Linked DNA regions of Homo sapiens: regions 1 and 3 are each linked to region 2. The links are chromatin contacts, found by Hi-C or POLR2A ChIA-PET in ENCODE. All regions are on one chromosome and are shown on one strand. Each heading gives the region's core, a stretch centred on a gene start or an enhancer-like site at or near the end of the contact. The rest is flanking DNA. Distances are from core to core; before and after follow the strand shown. Region 1 holds the start of EMD (emerin). Region 2 holds the start of BCAP31 (B cell receptor associated protein 31). Region 3 holds the start of CETN2 (centrin 2).

What was found. Hi-C counts contacts between places; a loop is a spot of excess contacts on that map. ChIA-PET counts read pairs that join two places held with the same protein, here RNA polymerase II (POLR2A). Pooled maps may share reads with other maps.
Region 1: a map of naive thymus-derived CD4-positive, alpha-beta T cell shows a loop between it and region 2 (11-fold over the local background). The contact joins the promoter of EMD here to the promoter of BCAP31 in region 2. A Hi-C loop is called at or near these places in 2 of 168 maps with a recorded cell type or tissue (PC-9 and naive thymus-derived CD4-positive, alpha-beta T cell), 19 of 37 single-sample maps with no recorded cell type and 15 of 50 pooled maps. POLR2A ChIA-PET finds 5 or more read pairs at or near these places in 1 of 52 experiments (WTC11).
Region 3: a loop to region 2 is called in a pooled map, with 9 times the contacts of the local background. The contact joins the promoter of CETN2 here to the promoter of BCAP31 in region 2. A Hi-C loop is called at or near these places in 4 of 50 pooled maps.

What each region holds. Positions count from the first base shown.
Region 1 is chrX:154,377,892-154,380,591 of GRCh38, forward strand. EMD (emerin) reads left to right here and starts at 1,404. Exons shown (of 6, transcript NM_000117.3): 1 at 1,404-1,675; 2 at 1,799-1,903; 3 at 2,051-2,128; 4 at 2,343-2,476. The coding sequence starts at 1,594. RefSeq lists silencers at 495-624, 645-1,064, 1,075-1,374 and an enhancer at 1,782-2,361.
Region 2 is chrX:153,722,937-153,725,636 of GRCh38, forward strand. BCAP31 (B cell receptor associated protein 31) reads right to left here and starts at 1,451. Exons shown (of 8, transcript NM_001256447.2): 1 at 1,398-1,451; 2 at 217-352. The coding sequence starts at 308. ABCD1 (ATP binding cassette subfamily D member 1) reads left to right here and starts at 1,920. Exons shown (of 10, transcript NM_000033.4): 1 at 1,920-2,700. The coding sequence starts at 2,331. RefSeq lists silencers at 730-909, 1,120-2,079 and an enhancer at 2,540-2,700.
Region 3 is chrX:152,829,452-152,832,151 of GRCh38, forward strand. It overlaps CETN2 (centrin 2), which reads right to left and starts at 1,306. Exons shown (of 5, transcript NM_004344.3): 1 at 1,257-1,306; 2 at 151-309. The coding sequence starts at 1,259. NSDHL (NAD(P) dependent 3-beta-hydroxysteroid dehydrogenase NSDHL) reads left to right here and starts at 1,612. Exons shown (of 8, transcript NM_015922.3): 1 at 1,612-1,666. RefSeq lists a silencer at 1,206-1,545.

The DNA of each region.
Region 1 (2,700 bases), core at 154-2,653, 650 kb after region 2:
TGAATGATGAATGTCACCTCCTTTCTCTTCTCCATGAGACAGCCAATATCTGATCAAGGCCCTGGGAATGGGAATCCATAGCTCGCCACCCACGTCTGCCCCCTGCCTAGCCACGCTGCGCTCAGGGACCATTCCGACAGGAGAGGACGCCCCACTTCAGCTCCCCCCAGTGCCCCGGGTGAATGAACGGCATGAAGGGTTAGGCGGGCACACGTCGTCTCTGCACGCATCGCACGGCGCCCTCTGCCCGCGCCCACTGGCGTGCCCGTCGGCATGCCCGGGCCCCTTCGAAGACTGCTTGCTTCTGGAGTGCCAGCGGCCTCCTGGCCCAGTGCCCCATTTCCTCCCGGGTGGAGCGAGGGAGGAGGAAGGGAAGCAGAGGGGTAGGCGGTGGTAAGCAGCAGGCACATGTGCGCGGGCGAGAGCCCCGCAGACTGGGAAGGCGGGCCCATGGCAGGGGGTCTGCGGGGATCGCGTAGGCGCGGGCCTTGCCCTGCAGCCGCTTCCCGGGCGATGCGCACACAAAGCGCCCTCGGCAGCGCCTGGCCCGGGGCCCGCGCTCTCTTAGGGTCCGGGCCCTTCCCGCCGCTGCTGGGGCGGCCGACCGGGATGCGGCCGGGGAACCCTAGGCTCTGGGGCCCTGGGAAGGGGGACGACGGCGGGGAGTAGGGATGTGCAGGGATCGGGCGAAGCCCAAGCGACTTAGGGACCAGAGCCACCCCAAGCGCCGACTTCGCCCGCTCGCACGTCCCGGGTCCCTCGCGCGCAGGCCCCGCCCCTCTCACCCCGCCGCACGCCACAGGGTGACGTCTGGGCTCCCAGCCGCATCGCCCTGACTCCCGCGCGGGCCCCGCCCCCTGCCGCTAGCCAATCTGTGCGTTTGTGACTTTTGGGCCCGCAGCCCCGCCTGCTCCCACAGCGATACCGGTTTGCATTGCCCTGACTCCCGCGCGGGCCCCGCCCCCTACGCCGCTAGCCAATCCATGCATTAGTGGCGTCCGGGCTCGCAGTACCGCTCGCTCCCACCGCGAGACCTTCTGCTCCGCGCCCGCGCGGGCCCCTCCCCCTCCATCGCTAGCCAATCCCCGTTTTGTGACGTATGGGCTCGCGGCCCCGCTCGCTCCCACCGCGAGACCTTTTGCTCCGCGCCCGCGCGGGCCCCGCCCCCTCCATCACTAGCCAATCCCCGTGCTTGTGACATATGGGCTTGCGGCCCCGCCCGCTCCCATCGCGAGACCGGTTCCCACCGCCCTGACTCCCGGGCGGGCCCCGCCCTCTCCGCCGCTAGCCAATCCTCGCGTTGATGACGTTTGGGCTCGCGGCCCCAGCCTCCCAGCTCTCAGGGCACGGCCGGTCTGTGCCGGCTGCTCCCGCGGTTAGGTCCCGCCCCGCGCAGCGCGCGCAGCCTGCGGAGCCAGCGGCCGTGACGCGACAACGATTCGGCTGTGACGCGACAACGATTCGGCTGTGACGCGAGCGCGGCCGCTCCCGATGCGCTCGTGCCGCCCCCGCCGTGCTCCTCGGCAGCCGTTGCTCGGCCGGTTTTGGTAGGCCCGGGCCGCCGCCAGGCCTCCGCCTGAGCCCGCACCCGCCATGGACAACTACGCAGATCTTTCGGATACCGAGCTGACCACCTTGCTGCGCCGGTACAACATCCCGCACGGGCCTGTAGTAGGTACGCGGCGGCGGGCGGGACCCCTTCCGGGCCCCCTCCTCGTGCTCCGCCTCGCGACCTCCCCGCTGCCCTCCCCGCGCGCCTTCCCCGGCCCGCGGCCCTGACCGCCCCGTGTCCGGCCAGGATCAACTCGTAGGCTTTACGAGAAGAAGATCTTCGAGTACGAGACCCAGAGGCGGCGGCTCTCGCCCCCCAGCTCGTCCGCCGCCTCCTCTTATAGCTTCTCTGGTGAGAGCCTCGCCTGTGGGGACAGCCTGGGACGCGGGGAGGATGGGGTCGCGAGGGTGTGGCAGGGGGGCCGGTCGAGAGCGGCACTGGAGAAAGGGGAGGGAAGTCTGGGGGGGCAAACAGTTCTGTCTCCTCCTTTCAATCCAGACTTGAATTCGACTAGAGGGGATGCAGATATGTATGATCTTCCCAAGAAAGAGGACGCTTTACTCTACCAGAGCAAGGGTAAGGCAGGGGTTGGGTGGGCACGCTGGCACCTTCACCCGACTTCGTCAGGGACCCCGCTCACAGGGAGGACCTGAGACCTCAGTCCCAACCACTCCAGCAGCCTTAGGAGGGAGAAACTGTTACAGGTCCCGAAATGGGATTCAGATTAGGGCCATCAGGCCAGGCGGGGCACACCGATGCCCCCTCTGCTACCGCTGCCCCCCTTCCCAAGGCTACAATGACGACTACTATGAAGAGAGCTACTTCACCACCAGGACTTATGGGGAGCCCGAGTCTGCCGGCCCGTCCAGGGCTGTCCGCCAGTCAGTGACTTCATTCCCAGATGCTGACGCTTTCCATCACCAGGTGAGCTGGCTGGCAGGCGTCCTGTACTTGGGTACAACCTAGGGGATCGCGGCTGTGTTTGGATAAATCCAGGGGGGCACTGGGTACAAATGGTGGCTCTTGGGCCTCCGGGGAGACTCTGTGTGACTAGAGCACCCTGGTCTGGGATCTAGGCTCAGACTCTTCCTGAGAGTCCTGGGGGCAAAAGGGGATGCTGGGGCATGAGCACAAGTGGCAAGGCCCCA
Region 2 (2,700 bases), core at 201-2,700:
GGGACACAGGAAAAGGAACTGAGCAAGTCATGACGAAGCAGAACCCTGGGAAGGGTTGGCAATAACAAACACAACCCCTGCCACCCCCACCCCAGACAGGTTCTACCTGTTCCATCGGGTCCCAATTCCAGGGTCCACCAGCTGCACACACCAGTCCCAGGGCTAGGGCACAGGCACCCTCCTGCCTAACTCGCCTGCTTGCTCCATAGGCCATACCTTTTAGGAGAAATGAAGGGAATGCAGAGAAGCAACACAACAAAGACCTCCGCATAGAGGAAGGTGGCAACTGCAGTCCACTGCAGACTCATCCTGTTGCTAGAAGGTTTCCCACAGGAAGATGTGAGCTTGTTTCCTGGCAGGGCACAAAAGGTACGGGACTTGTAAGCGCTGGGCAGCCAAGAACATCCAGTTCAGTTACCCTGCGAGGCTGGGGCCGCCACTCTCCACCCTGACCCCCTGCACTTTGCTTCAAAGTCTCTGATGCGCTGGCGGAAGCAGGGCTCCACTCGGCAGGGCCTCTTGGCCAGCAGCGTTCACAGGCCCCACAAACTTCCGTTCGCTGGTCAATTACCTGCCCCCTCCAGCACGTGTGTCAACACGTCCAGAGCGGCCTCTCCCGACGATCCCTGCCCCAGGAAGCCCGAGATTTCCGACGCCCGTTTAACTGAAAGGCGTTCTTCGGGAAGAGCAGTGCCAGGGCACCAAGAGGAGGACGCCTCGGCACCCATCGGGCGCTCCCTTCCCCGCCAGGCAGAACTCAGCCGCAGAGGCGGGCGCTCTGCGGGCCCAAATCCCCGCTACCAGGCAGGCCCAAGGCCGCACCTAGTCCAAGCGCTGCCGACGCCCCCGCCTCCCACCGTCCCCACGGCGCCCGCGGAGAGAAACCGGCACCTCCCTCGAGGATCCAGCGGCCTTCCGCCCGGGGCCGCTTCGCCTCCGGTGGGCTGGAGGCCCGCAAGAGCGACTCCTAGAGGGCAGGATTCGGGACCAAGCGCAAAGGCAGGTCTCGACCAAGCACCTCAAGGCCCCATACGGAGAAAGTTCTAGACGCAGTATCCTCAGAAGCCAGGGGTCCTTACAGTAGCCCTCGCGGGCCCCAGCGCCCACCCAGAGCGAGGGGCCTCCGACTTGGCCCCGGCCTGGCACACCGTCCCGGAGGCCCATCCCGGCCGCTCCTCCAGGTGGGGCTTCACCGCCCCCCGCCCCGCCCCCGAGACCAGCTTCTAGAGGCGCCGCCCGGTTTCCCCTCGCCCCTGCCTCTCACACGCAGGTAGGCTGCGGGCCCCGAGATTCCCCGGCCCCCGGGCCTCCCCGCGCCGCTCGCCTCTCTCCCTCGTCGATGGGCCGGGGAGCCTCCGCGGTCCCGGAGCCCAGCCCGGCGCGCGGAGCCCGCTCACCGAGTTTCCCACAGTCAACGTGCAGGCCCCGCCGCAGCAACAGAACTCTCCCACAGCAGCCCCGGCCCCGCCCCTCATACCGCGGCCGGAAACCGGAAGCGCCCGCCGGGCACCGCCCACCAGCCCTCGCGAGGCCCCGGAGGCTCCGCCCACCTCCGCTTCCCACCCCGCCCCGGAGCGGAGGGCCGGCGCTCCGAGCGGGAGAGGAAGAGGCGCCTCGGGCTCCGGGCGAGCAGGGCGGGGTGGAGCGAGCACGCGGGCGGGGCGGGGCGGGGCTTTGTCGGGCCGGCGAGGGCCGCTTCTCTAGTCCGCGCGGCCGTCCCACGTCTCTGTGGTGCGGGAGGGGCCCCGCCGAGGGGCGAGAACGGGAGGTGGGGGTGTGGGCGGGCCCCGCCGAGGGGCGAGAACAGGGTGGGGCTCCCGCGCCCGGACTCCGCCCCTCGCCCCTCCTCCGCCTCCTCCCCTTCCCCCGACTCGCCCCTGGGGAAGAGTGGGTGGGGATTCTGGGCCGGTGGAGGAGTCACTGTCGCTTCAGCCAGGCTGCGGAGCGGACGGACGCGCCTGGTGCCCCGGGGAGGGGCGCCACCGGGGGAGGAGGAGGAGGAGAAGGTGGAGAGGAAGAGACGCCCCCTCTGCCCGAGACCTCTCAAGGCCCTGACCTCAGGGGCCAGGGCACTGACAGGACAGGAGAGCCAAGTTCCTCCACTTGGGCTGCCCGAAGAGGCCGCGACCCTGGAGGGCCCTGAGCCCACCGCACCAGGGGCCCCAGCACCACCCCGGGGGCCTAAAGCGACAGTCTCAGGGGCCATCGCAAGGTTTCCAGTTGCCTAGACAACAGGCCCAGGGTCAGAGCAACAATCCTTCCAGCCACCTGCCTCAACTGCTGCCCCAGGCACCAGCCCCAGTCCCTACGCGGCAGCCAGCCCAGGTGACATGCCGGTGCTCTCCAGGCCCCGGCCCTGGCGGGGGAACACGCTGAAGCGCACGGCCGTGCTCCTGGCCCTCGCGGCCTATGGAGCCCACAAAGTCTACCCCTTGGTGCGCCAGTGCCTGGCCCCGGCCAGGGGTCTTCAGGCGCCCGCCGGGGAGCCCACGCAGGAGGCCTCCGGGGTCGCGGCGGCCAAAGCTGGCATGAACCGGGTATTCCTGCAGCGGCTCCTGTGGCTCCTGCGGCTGCTGTTCCCCCGGGTCCTGTGCCGGGAGACGGGGCTGCTGGCCCTGCACTCGGCCGCCTTGGTGAGCCGCACCTTCCTGTCGGTGTATGTGGCCCGCCTGGACGGAAGGCTGGCCCGCTGCATCGTCC
Region 3 (2,700 bases), core at 56-2,555, 890 kb before region 2:
TAAGTAAAGACAGGAAAACAGCACAGTACAACCTCCCCTGTTACTTACTGCAGGGAGAAGAGGGCAAAAGGGGTAGAGAGGTGATAGGGAGATGACAAGGAAGAGGCAGAGGAAAGGAAGGGCAGTACGGCAGGAATGCACAGAGCTTGCCTTCAGTTCTTTAACATCTATGGTGCCAGTTCCATCCGCATCGAAAAGATCAAAAGCTTCCCGGATCTCCTGCTTTTGCTCTTCAGTAAGCTCAGGCTTAGGGCTCATTCTTTTTCGCTGAGAACTTGATGCCATGTTTGCCTTCTTAAAGTTGGAGGCCTTTATATGTTATGCAATACACAAGCACAATAATATATCATACAGTCCATATTTACATAACATAGTTACAGACACCCATATGTATTTTTAAAGTCATTTATATAACCAATTCCAAAGCTTTGCTTAAAAAGAAAGATAACAGGGTTTACTGGCAAGAACAATGAATCTTTCCATGAACTTCTACCCCTCCCTTTTCTTTACTGTTGTTTCTAGAAGCAGGGAGATCACTTGTTCAGTAAGGACACCTCTTACTGAAAATCATCCCAAAAGAGAGCCAGTCAAGAAGATGACTGTGAATAACTAGAGATAATCAGCTCTTCCCGAACGTGGGGATCCTGGTTCTGAAAACAGTCTTACGATGCCCACTCCCAGTACTCCCCTTCCCAGTAAGTACTCCGACTTCCCAATTACTTCTAGATTTGGCCAAATATTAGTAAGTTGTTAAGATGTATATTGTGTCAGTACCGAGTAATAAAACTCAATCCATCTGGCACCTTCGTGCCTTCTCCAAGAAGCTAAAGCATCCCCTGAATGCCCCTGTATTTAAATTGTAAAAAACATTGTAACAGAACACGATACACCTTTTCCCAGCTGTGTGTGGAAATTTTGGCAGAATGAGGAGGCCAGGGGGCCAAGGTCTGAGAGAGTCAGGGGCCTGTGAGGGATTCGAGTCTTTTTTGCCCAGGGAGGTTCACCGAGGGGATCAGGGAATGCAAGGGGAGCCCGAGGGGCGGGTGTGGGCCTGTTGTGGGTGAAGAGGAGGCAGCAGCGAAGCGCAGGCCCAGTAGGTTGGTTAGCGTCTGTACCCTACTCTCCCGGGAAAGAGCTCAAAGGAAAGACTGGTGCGCTAAAGCCGAGAAAGGCGCAGGAGAGGCGGCGTGGCCGAGCTGGGGCCTGGGAAGGGCTCAGCCGCTGGGCGTGGGGCGCGACAGAGCGGCAGCACTCACCATAGCCAAAGGAGTCCGCTGCCGGTTGTTAGGCAACCGACGTGTACACTGACTCGGCGCCGTTCCCACCGCCCCGCGCGCGCAGCCCCGCTCCCCATTGGCCGTCCGCTCGTCGCCGCCTCTCCCTATTGGTGCAGGGCCGAAGAGGGTGGGACTAACCTGGCAAAGCCCCGGCCCAGCGCGGGGAGGGGCACGCTGGCGACAGAGCCCCGTCTTTATTGGGCAAGATCACGCCGTGAGCGCCAATTGGCTGAGTCGTCGCCGAGCTGGGCCAATCCTCTTGGTGGAGGAAGCTCGGCTGATTCTCGGCTCACGCGGGAGGGGAGTAAAGGGTGGCGGTCCGGGCCTGGAGTTCAGTGGGTGCAGCCTGCTTGCGAGCTGAGGCCAGACAGGGGGGCGCCTACGGACGGGTAAGAGTCGTGGCCTTGCCATTGGAGGTCACCCTGTGTCAGCGACTGGGCAGTGCGGGAGGGTGGGGAGCTACGGGGTCGCCCGGGTCGGGTGCTTTCTGGGTTGACCTAAGGCTGAGTTTAGGGACCGAGTGCATCAGAGCAGCCAGAAACGATTACCTTGCGTGTTGGAGCAGGGACTGTACTCACGGGGCAACTGAGACCCGGAGAGGGGAAGGGGTGTGCTGAGTGTTGTCGCAGAGGTCGGACGGCTGGGACCTAGGAACTGAATCCAGCCGAGGCTCGCTCTTTGAGGGTGGCCCTTCGAGAGCACCCCTAGACTGACCCAGATGTATAGGCCCCAGACCAGGTTCCAAGAGAGGATCACTTTAGATCTTACCTGGCTAAAAGCAGCCCAGGACGGTGAACTGGGGCCTTTGGGAACGGACTTTGAAAGGAGTGAGGGGGATGTGAGCGAGCATGAGGGGCGGGGAGAGGTCATCAAAATATACTCTTTTTGACACCCACACAATGCAGATAAGGAGGAGCATTCCAGGCCGAGACGCCCTCATCAGCAGAGTCACAGGAGTTTTGGAAGTGAGAGGTATGCTTGGAGAATTAAAAGGGAGCGTGTGCAAGGGCTGTGGACTGACATAGACCTGCAGAAGTGGAGCTGGAGGTCCAGTTTGCCCTCTTTAGCTATCCCCGTGGCTTTTAGCCTTCACCTGTTTTTCCTCCAGGCATAGGGGCAGTAATCTAGGGAGACAGAGGGCAGAGAGTAAGTTTCTCAGACAGAGAAAGGCCCGAGGCTTATTAGAACCTTTTAAATGGAGCTGCTGCCCTTTGCCCTCTTCTCTCTTCAGCAGTGAACAGATTCCTGACTTTTGGGTCATCATCATCCCCCCAAGTAGTACGAGCCAGAGTTCTCACTGTGATCTCCAAAGCTTGGCACGACGTGTCCCCTTCCATCGCTCCACAACTCTTCTCTCGTCTGGCTCACTCCAGCCCCAGAACACTGGCTTTGTGGTTGAACCTCATGTGCCAGCCACACTCCT